Linked DNA regions of Homo sapiens: all the other regions are linked to region 3. The links are chromatin contacts, found by Hi-C or POLR2A ChIA-PET in ENCODE. All regions are on one chromosome and are shown on one strand. The core of a region is the stretch at or near the end of the contact, and the rest is flanking DNA. Distances in the headings are between cores, read along the strand shown.

Region 1 (4,785 bases), core at 1,882-4,381, 2.2 Mb after region 3:
ACAAAGTACTGAATATTAGTAACAATAGTTCCTTCTTTGTCCTTTCCTCACCCAGTGAGTCTAATCATTGCTTGTATTTTGGTGCAGCCCTGATCCTTTATGCTGGATATGTTGGGACAGCTAGAGGGCGAGGCGACAATACATATGACCTTTGAGTGATGGTTTATTTCTCTGAGTATTTAACATTGAAGCCACACTGTTGTTTCAGATAGTTTCCAGAATATAAAAATCAAAGGGATCAAAATATGATCTGATTTAAAACCCCCTTTGCTGGAAGAATCAAGGCCTTTCCACATTTGGGTGCCCCTATTTTTGTTTGTTTGTTTAAAAACACTCCAGGCTGCCGGGCACAGTGGCTCACGCCTGTAATCCCAACACTTTGGGAGGCTGAGGCAGGCAGATGACTTGAGGTCGGGAGTTTGAGACGAGCCTGACCAACATGGAGAAACCCCATCTCTACTAAAAATACAAAATTAGCCAGGCGTGGTGGTGCATGCCTGTAATCCCAACTACTCGGGAGGCTGAGACAGGAGAATCGCTTGAACCTGGGAGGCAGAGGTTGCAGTGAGCCGACATTCCGCCATTGCACTCTAGCCTGGGCGACAAGAGCGAAACTCCACCTAAAAAAAAAAAATGTACTCCTGCTCTCTCCTCTCTCTTCAATTAGTATGATCCAACAGTGGTGAGTAAAGTACATTTTACTGCAACGGATTTGTAAGTCCCCAGCCTCGATGATCTTCATATTTAAATGCAGTCATTTACGCACAGAAATGTCTTGTAAACTACAGGGATATAAACAAATGCATGGATTATTATCATTGTGAGGAGGCTCAACTAACACTGAACAACTTTAGGAGGCAGCTTGGTGTAGGGTATAAGAACTTCAGGCTGGAAGACCTGATCCTATGAACCTGAAGGAGGGTGTCTCCTCCCTTGTGGAATAAGGGATAGAAGTCATTTAGGGGAAGGAGAAGGGGTGGGGTGGGCAGCTTTGAATATGACGCTTTAAGAATGGTATGGTTGAGAAGTCCTCACTCACTGAAAGTGGGGTTTGATTTTACAGTCACTGCTGTATGGAGAGGACCCGCCCGTGGTGGCACAATATGAAACTTAAAAAATAATCTAAGCCAATAGATATGTTTCATTGAGTGGCTCCACCGAGATAGTTTACTTACTGAAGACAGGGTATGTTTAGTGATATCTACGTCATTTATCAACTCAAAAAAAAAAAAAGGAAGATACTATATACTCTTTTCAATTCTGAAATAAAGTCTTCTGAAAGGTGTTAGTTCTGAGGTAAACAAGCCTCAGCTTTAGAATCCTATTGAAATGCAAAACTTGCTTTGTGCGGTTTCCCTGTACACTCTGCATAGTGTTTTGGAAACCTGCAGTTATCTAAATTCCCATCGGGTGACATTGTTTAATCCAACATTCCCACTTTCATACATGAAAATAGCTCTAAGGACACACCACTAATATGCTTTGAACTCTCTGGTGGTTGGAAGGGAGTTTCCAATCCCACTCCCTTTCCTCTGATGGTTTTCCTGCTCCCTGCCCCACTAGGTCATTCAGGAAAGGCCTCTGGCAGCTCCCCCAAGCAAGGGCTCAGGGGGGAAAGAGACATTGACCTTGGCCAAGAAAGCACCTGTCTAATTACTGAACTTATTAGGCCACCAGGAGTCCAGACTGGTGCAAGTTACGAGTAGTGTGTGTGTGTGTGTGTGTGTGTGTGTGTGTGTGTGTGTGTCGCAAAACTTCAGGTTTCTGATATTGAGAGGAAATGATGGTTGCTTTAAAGTGATCACTACATCTATTTTCAAATATTCTGATGAAAGTAGGAAAACAGAACCCTTCACCTTTAAGAAAGCTGCAAACATTATTTTGCTTTGAAGGCAGTAATAAGCGAAATAACAAAAAGGTTTCAAGTCGTATCTTAATGTAAAAGGGTGGCTGCTTCTCCAGTCCTGAGCTTATACAAAGCTCTAAAAAGCACCCTACCCCATCTTTCTGAAAGTCTTAGAAAGATTACCACCCCATTTGCTTTAAAACCTGTGAGGTGCCTCCCTTCTTTAAAAACAACCCTCCCTCAACCATACTGCCACATTATCACTCATCTAAGTTATACTTTATAAACCGCCTTGCTGTGCTTCACACATGCAAAAAGTACACAAAGTGGATAAACTTCTACTGTGGATGCCACTGTGCAGGTATATATTTAGTAAACATTTAGTTACATTATTTTATTTTTGTGAAATAAGAACTGATCGAGCAAACCTTTCAAACAGACCCACCAGATGATAAATACCACCATATGCTTGATTCACAGTACATTTGGGCATAAATACTTCAATTACAGCTTTGTGTTTAGTATCAAAAACCTTTTCTTGTGTGCGTGTTTTCTCTCCAGATCCCGTGCTCTGGATCACATTTTGAAAGTCGCTTATTACAGATAAAGCACCTTTCCAGGTACGCTTCGGAGAACCATATGTATTTACGCACACAAAGGTGTTCACAGAGATTTTCACAAACAAATGTCCATATGATGCCGCGCCGCACTCCCCCACATGCCCGCCGCGTGTGCGCCCAGCCCCCAACGCCGCCGGGCCGCCCCCCGGACACGCGGGAGCCCGCGGCGTCCTTGGGGAAACTTCGCCGGCGGCTCCACCCCGGCCACCGCGCGGGCCTCCCCGCCCCCACCCGTCTCGGGCCCAGCGGCCCACACCCGAGCACACCCAGGCCGGCCCGCGGCGGTGGGGGCGGGGCGGGCGGCCCGGGGCCCCGAGGCGCCTTCGAGTGCCCGCGGGGCTCGCCTGATTTTTAAAAGAATGCGCCGCACAGCCCAGCCCCCAGTGCCGCCAGAGCGGGCCGGGAAGGAGAGGAGCGCGGCCGCTGGAGCCCCCCCGCCGCGCCGCCGCCGCCTCCCGGCGTCCGCGGCGCCCCTCCCCCGCCGGCCCCTCCCCCGCGCGCCCGCCCGCCCGCTCGCCCGCCCGCCCGGCGCAGGCCGCTCGGGTTTGTTTTGCTGCGCGGCCGCCGCCGCCGCCGCCGCCGCGGGCCTCGCGAGCTCATTTGTGCCTGGCTGGTCCCCATTCCTCTCTCCCCAGTGTTGAGTGTCTGAGCCGTTGGCTGCTCCGAACCGTTTGGCTCTTTCCCTTAGTAACAGCTTTTACCTTCTGCCTCAATTCCTCTCCCCGCTCGCGCCCTTCCCCCGCGCGCCGCCTCCCCCCGCCGCCGGCCGCGTGCGCCCCCGCCCCTCCCCCCGCGGCGGGAGCACCTCCGCTCGCCACCTGGGGACCCGCGCCGCGCTCCCCGCCCCCGCCCGCCCGGCGCCCATCCCCCGCGCCCTCCGCTCGCTGGGGTTATAATTGCCTCTCACCCCCCGGAGGGGTTATTTTGGGGGTGGTTGGAGGCGGTGGCGGCGGCGGCGAGGAGGGGAATTTCCTTGTGCCTCCATTCCCGGGAGGGGGGAGCGGCGTTGGAGGCCACCGTTTCCAGGTAAGCGCTGGGGGCCGGACCCTGGAGTGGGGGCGGCCGGGGGCCTGGGCGGGGGGCGCGGGCCAGAGGCGGCCGGGGGCGCTGGGCCGCGGGGGGATGGGCGCGAGTGGAACATGCATTTTTCAACTTGGCCCTTGGGGGAACTGGGCTTGCGTGGGGGAAGGGAAGGCAGGGAGGGCACTTGGGGCGCCCCCATCCCCCCGTTTTCCTCTCTCAGGTTTCTTTGAAATGCTCACGTGCCTGCCCACCCCCCTACCCTTTCCCGGTCTCGGGGGATCCTCACCCTAATTATGTTGTCCCCGAAAATGTGCACCTCGGCCTTCTCCCCCTCTTCCTCCCTTCGTGCATTTACACCCCCTTTTTGTGCGTGTGTGTTTGGGGGGGGAGGCTTTCAGGAAAGGATTTGCAGCAAATTGAATCAAGGAGCCATCATGAGGCCGACTCCTTTATAGCCTATTTTTAGCAGAGGAGAAGGAGCTTTTCGGTGCATGCTATTTTGTGAAACCTCGGGCGGCAATGGAAATCTCCCCTCCCCGGGCGCGTCCCCGGCCCGGGCGCGGCGACCCCGGCCGGCGTGCTGGGGGCTGCGGGCGGCTGTTGGGGCCGCGCGTCCGGGGCGGGGGCGCCGGCCGGGGGAGGGGCGCGCGGCAGCCGGGCCTTGCTCCGGGACGTGTTTATTTGTAACTTAGTGCTTTTTATCGTCTTAAGGAGGTATTTGGTGGAGGCTCTTTGAAGTTGGGTTCAGGAGTGTAGAATTGGCAAAGTTATTGCCAGCTTCCTGGTAAGTTTTGGGTGGCACAGAGTCACGTTATTTTCTGACAGTGTAAAGGCCACGTTGTGAGGGTGGTTTCTCGGTAACTTCCTCTTTGCAACCGATTTAATTTTTTGAACAGAAGCAGACTTTTATTTAAGTGGAATATTAATCTTAAATGGCAGCTCGAGGGAAGCCATGCATGTGTTAACGTGTTCAGTATTTTTGGAAGTTCTTAATTTGCTGAAACAGGCATCACTTCGCAGTGGCAACCGGGATTAAATTTAGGTTGTGAAAATGGTGTATTTCATGTAAAATTTGGGTTGTGGCTTTTAAAAAATGCTCTCTTTGTTAGGTTATCTAAGTGTCTCTAAGATAATTTGGTGATTACAAATGAGAAATGTTGGAAACTAGTTAAAAATTAGGTGTTCTCAGTGTCTGGAGTTTACTTGAAATCTTGGACTGTGCAGGCACCAGGGGTGAAGAGTTTTAGTACCTATGTGATTTACAGTTGACTTAGGAAAGTTTACTATTCACTTTCT
Region 2 (4,752 bases), core at 763-3,262, 2.3 Mb before region 3:
GCTTATAACAAAAAGGAACTTCTTTAAATAAAATAAGATCTTTGTTTCTGAAGACATTGCTTGGCCTGCTCTTTTGCTCATAAACAAAATACAATTTCTTTAACTTTTAACAACTCAAGATGTTTCCTAACTATGGCATGGTTTGAGATTTGAGAACAAACAAACAAGACCACACAAAGCTTAAAGAAGCAGAGAGCAATTTCATAAAAATGTTTTTAGTCATAAAGACCCACAAGACAGGAAAACAGAAAATGCATACATACTTGACTCAGAATTCCAGTTTTTTCCCTAAGAGGTGACAGCAGCTTTAAACATTGCCTTCCTCTTGTGTAGGATTACATATGCACAGTATACAACTTCAGTTTCTGTTCTAAAAGCATTATGAGCCATTGTTTTTTGATGGTCTCTAGAGGCTAAGGAAAAATGTTATTGGTAGTATGAAAGAATAGGTTTTAATATAGGCATTTAATTTTCTTTCCATATACTCCCTGATTAAAACAAGGTTTGCCCCATTTTCTATTTTTCTTTTGAAAACCCTCTTTACCCACATCAACAAAACAACATACTGACTATAGCTGTGACTTTGGTTCTGTTGCCCTAAGTTCAGATGCAACTTTGATTCATCTCTTACACTGTGTCTAAGCATTGAGTCAACTTTGATTACACTGGCATCATTTAACTTCTACTTTTAAAATCGTTTAATTTTGTTCTCCAAAAAGTTAAACTAAATGATGATATAGCTTATTAAATATAGTTCTTTTTGAAATTAGCTGATAGGAAGTTTAAAAAAATGTACTGCTCCTTACCAATTACTGAAATAAACAGAATACTTAAATTCTCTAGGATAAATATATGTAAATTCAACTTACAAAAGGGGGGCTATTTGGGGTGTTTAGAGTTATCCCCCTCATCCATGATAATATTATAATATTATTAGTGTTTTGGGCTGTAGAACTAATATGCTACTTGTTTCTATAAATATTTTTCTATTTCATATATTCTTCCTCTAATTATTTTTAAGAGTAAAAAAAGTTAAAAAAAATCCCAAATTCAACTTAGATATTACCATAGCTTGGAGAGGTTAAGGCAACCACTAGGTTTAGATTCAAACCTAGGTTTAACTATAAACTACATGCTTTAAAATAAAAGCACACTATGTTACCTTTTCATCATCACATTTAAGTTATACCTATTGGAGCTAGATCAACAAATGTGCTTTGATTTCAAGAGGCAGAATATGGAATATTCTGATAAGACTTAATACTGACATAAACATAACCGGAAAAGAAAATGTTAAAATACTCATACAAACTGGAAGTCTGGGCTTGAATCCAGTGTTAACACAACTAGAATGAATGTCTGAGTTGTGTTGGGATTAAACAGTCAGTTCTAATTCATTCAGTTTCGCTGACAGGAGCCCTTCCTGTGCGTTGGATACCATGTAAAGTATTTTTAATACAAAATTTCTTCCTAGTAACTGCAAGTTAGGTATTACTGGCACCTACTTTTTGCTCAGATGGTTTAGGAGACCTGTCTAAGGCAAACAAGCTGGCAAATGGCAGAGCTGACCTGAGGTACATGCTCAGGTCTGTGGGCCTCAGGGCTGAGTTCTTGCCACTGTGCTATCTGAACGATATCGGATCCACATCCTCATGGAACTTAGACACCATTATAGAAATACTAGAATATAAGATAAAAATGTAAAGAAACTGTCCAGAGATATAAACACACTGTTAGAAAAATTCAAATACCAGTGAGACCTAACTCGATATGTGTGGGAGTTTTGGGGAGCAATAGAGGGTAGACAATAGGGAGAATGCTTCCAGCCAGAGCCTGGATGAAAGAAGGGACTTAATGGAAGGGTGAGATTTTTATGGATATGATGAAGGGTTGGGTAGGACAAAAGTGAATCAGAGAGATGAAACAGGAAATCTCTGTGTTAGTAACACATGAGTGTCAGTAGGAAGTAGGAAGAGATCAAGCTAGAAATATGACTTGTGACTATTACATCAGACATTTGAGGCTCAAGGGGAAGAGGAGTGTGTATGTAATTCACCAGGCCATGGGGCTCACTGGAAAGTTCTGAGTGAAAGAGGCTTTAGGAAGATTAATCTGGTAGTAGTGTGTAGTGGAAGCAGGCCAAGTCACTAAAAGTCAATTCCCTGCAAGCCAGCTTGGCTTTCAGCGAGTAAGATATATATTATTATTCTCATTTTAAGAATGAAGAAACAGGCTCAGAGAGGTGAAGGAGCTTGCCCAAGATCACGGTTAGTAAACAGAAGCGCTACGATGTGAATCAAGCATCTCTGGCTCTAAAGCCCTACTCTGTGCATTGGACCTAACTACTCCAAGTAAGGCCTATGGACTGGTGGCTTTGGCTCCCCGGGGAGCTCATGAGGACTACAGACCTACTGAATCAAAATCTGCATTTTCACAGGATCCTATATGCACATTGAAGTTGCAGAAGCACTAGACTAGGCTACATTTTCTTTTTATAATGATCTATATAATTACTGGAAAAATATTCACCTGGCTACAAATGTAGCTTTTGGGGGTCTACATTAGGTATTTTCCTTACACAAAAGATAAGACTTAACTAAGAAAAGGAACTCTTCTGTGTTTCATTTTCATAAGGAGGCCAACAAGTTAAAAATGTAAAAACTGAAATTGTAACCTAGCTGTGTGACCTTGGGCAAGTCACTTAACCTCTCTGAATTTAGTTTCCTCATCTGCATAGAACTTGGCCTGTAAGAATCAAGTGAGAAGTTATCTGTGACAAAAGCTTCTACACAGGGAACTCATTATAAATATATAAAGCACTGCTATTAGGAGACATGGCTATAAAATATATTATTTTAAAAAACAAATAGAAAGAAAAGAGACAGAAGAAAGGAAGAAAGAAAAAGGAAGTAAAAAGAAAGAAAGGCAGGGATAATATACAAAAGTTAGCTGAAGGAAAACTAGCCTCACTGAAGCAGGAGCATGAAGAGTTGGTGGGTAAAAGCCCTAAGGAGTGAAGGAGTCCAGGAAAGCTAATTTCCGATTCTCATAGGTGTTTCTGAAAATACAGAGACTGTGCCACACATGGGAGTGGGAAGAGTAACAAGGGCCTGTGTGGTCTTGGCCCAAAGTCACAGACCTGAGGTCGGTAAAGCCATAAGAAATTAAAAATATAGCTATATAGTAATTAAAGGAATGAAAAACAGCTCATCTGAGGAAAAATTAATACAGATTTTAAATCTTGGAGCAAAGAAGCCTACATAATGCATTAATAATGGAACATCTGTTACCAATGTATTGTAGTTACCACAGAAAATTAAGATACATTAACCGATTTCAAGCAAGAGATTCTTTAGTTAGCCAAAGTAGTGAGGGAGGTTAGACGCTGAAGTTAAAGAGAGATTAGGACTCCTCATCCCTAATTCATTTGACATATGCTGATTGAGAGCTTACTATTTGCAGGCATTGGGCTAAAATTCTGGGGCTACAAAGTACATAAAACACAGTTACTGCCTTCAATTTGCTAATAATTCAGCAGAGAAAGTTACTATAATGCATAGTAGAAAGTGAAAAGTTCTATAAAATAGTTATAAATAAGACAGCATGAGAATTCTGGGGCAAGAAAGTGTTTACATTGCTATAAGAGGTATTAAGAACGGCTTCCTGTATTAGGTAGACAACTATTTTTCCATTAGTTTTCCAAGAATCAAGGACATTATCAAATATTGATATTATTATCAAATAATCTGGTGAGACTTTTCTTGCTCGATGATGCTGTGATTGCCATTATTATGAAATGAAATAACTGATTAAATTTTAATATACCTAGGACTGAGGAAAAAACTAAAAGTTAGGTAGCAGTAACTGTGACATTACTTTGGCATCACTGTACTATGATAACCCAAATCCATATCATATTTCAAAAGTTTAAAAAAAAAAACTCAAATGGGTTTTAATTCAAACAACCAATTAATTTACTGAAACATTAGCATCAAGTGACTCTTCACTGATTTGTGGCCTCATGCTGACATCAACATATGGAGACAGTATCAATAGATAGAAAACTGGTTAAGTGTCCATCCCCTTTCTTCCTAACTCCTGTGAAATTAACAAAATATTTGTGAGGCAGGGAAGGGGAAGTCACAGTTGTAGTATGTATTGGGCAGGTAGTTTGTGTGCATGAGACAATTAGAATTTTTTATACTGGTCATGAAGAAAAATATAAAAAAACCTTCCTTTCCACATGTTGTAAATCTTTGGTATATTCAATTAAAAAAAGTAAAACATATGTCAAGTGACTACAGTTGTGAGATCTGCTAATGAATTGTCCCATTTCAAGAATTAAAACCTTAATAGTTTAGACAAGAGGAGAATAATGAAAATCAGAAAATATGCCAAATTTATTCCTGTAATTGCTCTAAGGCTAAGCAGTACTCCCTAGAAAGATTTTAGGAGGATGTAGTAACATTAGATATATTTATGATATCTAGATGGCAGAAAAACACCTCTAAAATTTATTAATGGAAGGGATAGAATAGAGTGTTAACTAACAATTTTTTAAAAAGAAATTTCACACATATGATATATAAACTGAATTTTTTGAAGTGATGTCAATAAATGCATAAGCTCTGGGTTTGCTGAACTTCTGAAGGACATGAGCCTGTAATTGGCCTTTCTTATTTCTGTCTTGTTAACAAGTATATAAATAAGAGAAGGCTTCAGTAATTGGCTCAGAGTTACTAATGAATTAAT
Region 3 (4,656 bases), core at 1,856-4,355:
CAAACACTGCCACTTAAAACTTCTCCAGTGCACATCCAATTAAGCTTCTCATATCTCACCATACTTTTCTAACGCATTAATAAAATATGTGCAATTTGGTGAATAACGGACAGACTGGTTTAAGTATCATTACATTTATTTTTGCTTTTCATTTTATTTTTGCTCTTGTATGTTTTTCTTGATTTATTTGCTTTGTCTCCTTTTTGCAACATTTTTACTGAGGTTCTAAAACCTGTACAACTGAATTCAGATTCTAAAGCTGTCATTTCACTAGTGCCTAGCATGATGCATGATCTATAACACGTACAATACACATTTAACTTCATTTTCACTTCCTATTATTTTTAGAAAAAAAAATATTTTTAAAAAGTCAACTGTGCCAGCTCAAATTATTTCCTAATTGGAAACAAAGATTCTATACTACTATTTTTTTTTTCTCATTCAGCATTGAATTGTGTCAAGTCTGGTGCTAGGAATACAATGAATCCCAGGCTCCTGCCCTAAAGGAGCTCAAAATATGGTAAGAGAGGGTTGGGAGAGACATGAAAAAAAAAGTTTGATTCCCAATCTACCAAAGGTTTCCCCACTGTCGCTGGAAAAATTTACAGAATCCCTCCCTTTCCATTGTATAGTTGAGAGGTGCATAATCTTTTTTTTTTTTTGAAATGGAGTCTCACTCTGTCACCCAGGCTGGAGTGCAGTGGGCGACTTCGGTTCACTGCAACCTCTGCCTCCCAGGTTCAAGCGATTCTCCCTCCTCGAGCCTCCTGAGTAGCTAGGATTACAGGCGTCTGCCACCAGGCCCAGCTAATTTTTGTATTTTTAGTACAGACAGGGTTTCACCATGTTGATCAGGCTGGTCTTGAACTCCTAACCTCAGGTAATCTGCCGATCTTGGACTCCCAAAGTGCTGGGATTACAGGTGTGAGTCAGGGCGCCTGGCCGAGAGGTACATAATCTTAAGAACCAGAAAAAATTTCAACAGTTATCTCCAAAGAAGGATTCCTGGCCGGGTGTGGTGGCTCACACCTGTAATCCCAGCACTTTGGGAGGCCAAGAGAGGTGATCATGGGGTCAGGAGTTCGAGACCAGCCTGGCCAATATGGTGAAACCCTGTCTCTACTAAAAACACAAAAATTAGTCAGGCATGGTGGCACGTGCACTGTAGTCCCATTTACTTGGGAGGCTGAGGCAGAAGAATCGCTTGAACCCAGGAAGTGGAGGCTGCAGTGAGCCAAGAACATGCCACTGCACTCCAGCCTGGGCAACAAGACAAGACTCTGTCTCAAAAAAAAAAAAAAGAAGTATTCCCTAGTAAGACATGACATTCCTCATCACCTTTAACAGTTATGAAACTCCTTTTTCCCCCTTTCCACTGCAATTCAGCCTCATTTGAGAGAATGAGATATGTCTGAGGTCTTGGCTTAACTGCTAAATTGGGGAGGAGACAAGTATAATGGTTAAATGTGGACTGCCTGATTTTTTGTCTGGGCACTTATTAGCTGTGTGATCTTGGGCAAACTGTTTAACTTTTCTTTGACTTCGTCTCTTCATCTTTAAAATGACAGATGGTGGTGATGAAAATTAAATGAACTATTAACATAGCTATTTCTCATCACCTAGTGGTGATGAAAATTAAATGAGCTATTAATATACTAAAGTTCTTAGTTGTTATTAATACCATTTAATTTTCCCCTTCTGGAGGTTAGAAAGGGGTTTTATTCATTATGGTACTTCTCATAGTATACAGTATAATGCCCTATACATGTGTTCAATAACTAACGTTGAAAGAATAAGCACTTTTATATATTTTCAACAGTAATTACTTTAAAAACTTAAGAAGAACTAACCTTCAACAAAATGTGATCCTTCAGTAACAAACTCCAGTAACTGGTCAAAGATTGCAGTAATCGCCTTCTTAGCCAGCACAAAGTGCTTCAGTGGAGAAACAGGTTCTGCCATTATGCTACTAGAGGGAGATAAAGTTAGAAAAGCACCAACTAAAGTGGATGATAGACATGCAAACTGATGACACACCAGTGACATTCATCAACTCCCCAATGAAATAAATTATGCTGGCAAAATGTTTTTAGGTAATTCTTTTTTGGGAGTGTTCTAGTCAGACAGTTAGAGACGACTTTTGAATGATATTTCACTAAAATAAGTGAAATCTATTAGCCAAAATCTTGGTTGCAATTTCTACTCAATTTCCCTTTGGTGAAGACGAAACTAATTGTGACTAAGTTTGTCACTGCATGTGACTCTAAAGTACATCAGGGAACAGGGTTAGTGAGGCGAAGCCAAATTCACACACAATAAGGAAGTTACTAAGTTTCTCAACCTGAAGCTCTAGGTGAGTAGGAGTGGATATGCAGAGTGAGGAAATAAAATTCTAAGATCACAATGTGAGGCTGACATTTAGAAAGGTAAGGCTTCAAGAGGGCATTAACGCTTCCAGCCAAAGTACCAGAAACTTCAAGGACTATAAGTTTAAGAAAGCATAGGTGGTTTCTCAAGAAAAAGACACCAAAGACAAACAATCACGGTCTAATCCTGGTGTGTACATGGAAAGGAACAGTGGCCATAAAGAAGGCGGATTCTTCCAGAGAGTCAAGAAATGACCGCGCGAAGGAGCTGCGTGGGAAAAGCCGGGTGGGGGTAACGCCCCGGTCCGGCCGGTGTGAACACCTGCCTTAGAAAAGGCCTCCCACCTTCCCACACCGGGCGCAGGAGTCAGGGCCAGAGCCCACCCCCGCCCCGCGCACGACCGTCTAGGTCCGGATCCCCCAATCCCACCCCCGAGCACGGCCTCGTGGGCTCCGTGGGCTCGACTCGGCCGCCAGCCCCGTTCGCCCGACAGCTGGCTCTCTCCTTTCCCACAGGACCGCGGCGGGCGGCGCCTCGTCACACAACGCTGCATGCACGACTCCCGCCCCCGGTCCCCAGTCGCTCGAAGGTCACTCCGAGCGTCGCAAACGTGCTGTCGAGGCAGCCGGCACTCACAGTCTCCGCTCCAACTATCACCCGGCAACAGCAACTCGGCCACAGATGCCAAACTGCCTCATCTTCCCGAGAAGTTAAAGGCGGAGAGGAGGCAGGGGGAGTGGCAAAGGGCGGTCACTTCCGGCCTCTTGCCTCCTCTGTTCTGTTTGGCTCCGTGGCCGGAAGCGCATCTATGCCAGGCGCCATTTTCCTTAAGGGCAGAAGGCAAGGTTTGTTGTGGGCAGAGACTGCTACCAGGAGAGTGGTTTTCCGTTCCCCCTTCCAACTTCTTCCCCTCCCTTCTCCCCTCAAAGTGTCCAAGTATCTGCCCAGCCTAGGCTTAGCTAGCTTCCAATGATGGTGGTGGCTGACGCCTATAATCCCAGCACTTTGGGAGACCGAAGGGGTGGGATATCTCTTAAGCCCAGGAGTTCGAGACTAGGCTGGGCAACATAGGGAGGCGCCCCCCCCCCCGCCCCCGACCCTCTTCCTCCTCCCCGTCTCTACAAAATTAAAAAATGAAAAATTAAAAAAATTTTAAAAACTTAGCGAGGCGTGGTGGCACACACCTGTGGTCCCAGCTACTTCGGAGACTGAGGCGGGGGGATTGTTTGGGCCCGGGGCTGCAGCGAACTGTGATTTATCGTGCCACTGCACTCCAGCCTGGGCAAGAGAGCGAGACATTTTTTCAAATAAATAAATAAATAAATAAAAGAAAAGAAATCCAGATCGTATTACTTTCCGAACTTAAAAAGCTTTCCAGGCCGGGCGGGGTGGCTCACGCCTGTAATCCCAGCACTTTGGGAGGCCGAGGCGGGCGGATCACAAGGTCAGGAGATCGGGAGCATCCTGGCTAACACGGTGAACGCCCGTCTCTACTAAAAATACAAGAAGTAGCCGGGCGTGGTGGTGGCGGGCGCCTGTAGTTCCAGCTACTCAGGAGCCTGAGGCAGAGAATTGCTTGAACCCGGGAGGCGGAGGTTACAGTGAGCCGAGATCGCGCCACTGCACTCCAGCCTGGGCGACAGAGCCAGACTCCATCTCAAAAAAAAAAAAAAAAAAAAAAAAAAAAAAAAAAAAGCTTTCCAACAGCTTGCCATTATACTTAAAATTAAAGCTTCGGATGGTAACCGCCCAAGGAAAGCCTTCACCTTGCCCGCTGACTAGCCAGAACTGATACAAGACAGGGGGATTGCAAATAAAGACTTAGTCACGCAAAGCCGGCTGTATGGGAGACTGGAGTTTTATTATTACTGAAATCAGTCTCCCCGAGCAGCACTGGGGAGCAGAATTTTTAAGGACAATTTGGTGGGTTGGGGGAGGCCACTGAGCCAGGAGTGCTGATTGGTCAGGGATGAAATCGCAGGGAGTGGAAGCTGTCTTTCTGCACGAGTCAGTTCCTGGGTTGGGGGACACTAGGTCAGATGAGCCAGTTTATCGGTCTGGGTCGTGCCAGCTAATCCATCAGTTCTGAGCATAGGTAGTCTCAAAGGGAACATTTACTCTGTTTGAATTTTAAAAATCATGATGGTATCCTTTTATTAGTTCTGTACTTAATAATTATATTTAATATAATTACTGCATTTTAAAGCAAGAGTGACATATTACAGGCTATAAATTATAGCACGGTAATTAAATGTTTAATATAGTAAGTAATAAGAAATTTAATCCATT

What was found. Hi-C counts contacts between places; a loop is a spot of excess contacts on that map. ChIA-PET counts read pairs that join two places held with the same protein, here RNA polymerase II (POLR2A). Pooled maps may share reads with other maps.
Region 1: a loop to region 3 is called in a pooled map, with 9 times the contacts of the local background. The contact joins the promoter of TBL1XR1 here to the promoter of MFN1 in region 3. A Hi-C loop is called at or near these places in 6 of 50 pooled maps.
Region 2: a map of endothelial cell of umbilical vein shows a loop between it and region 3 (8-fold over the local background). The contact joins the enhancer-like site here to the promoter of MFN1 in region 3. A Hi-C loop is called at or near these places in 1 of 168 maps with a recorded cell type or tissue (endothelial cell of umbilical vein) and 1 of 50 pooled maps. POLR2A ChIA-PET finds 5 or more read pairs at or near these places in 1 of 52 experiments (AG04450).

Annotation. Positions count from the first base shown.
Region 1 is chr3:177,195,828-177,200,612 of GRCh38, reverse strand. It overlaps TBL1XR1 (TBL1X/Y related 1), which reads left to right and starts at 3,131. Exons shown (of 16, transcript NM_024665.7): 1 at 3,131-3,492. RefSeq lists silencers at 2,540-2,919, 3,160-3,349, 3,460-3,559, 4,040-4,089 and enhancers at 2,537-3,044, 3,045-3,554.
Region 2 is chr3:181,626,516-181,631,267 of GRCh38, reverse strand. The region is part of intron 5 of SOX2-OT (SOX2 overlapping transcript); the gene reads right to left. Among named protein-coding and RNA genes, the nearest start is that of SOX2, 83 kb to the left of the region's middle. Within about 2 kb of position 2,012, at least 4 of the 41 ENCODE cell types and tissues checked have a DNase peak (open chromatin) inside an H3K27ac peak, as active enhancers do; they include endothelial cell of umbilical vein, where a contact is called at or near this core.
Region 3 is chr3:179,346,158-179,350,813 of GRCh38, reverse strand. MFN1 (mitofusin 1) reads right to left here and starts at 3,105. Exons shown (of 18, transcript NM_033540.3): 1 at 3,004-3,105; 2 at 1,851-1,969. The coding sequence starts at 1,962. RefSeq lists enhancers at 2,314-2,533, 2,867-3,396 and a silencer at 2,654-2,813.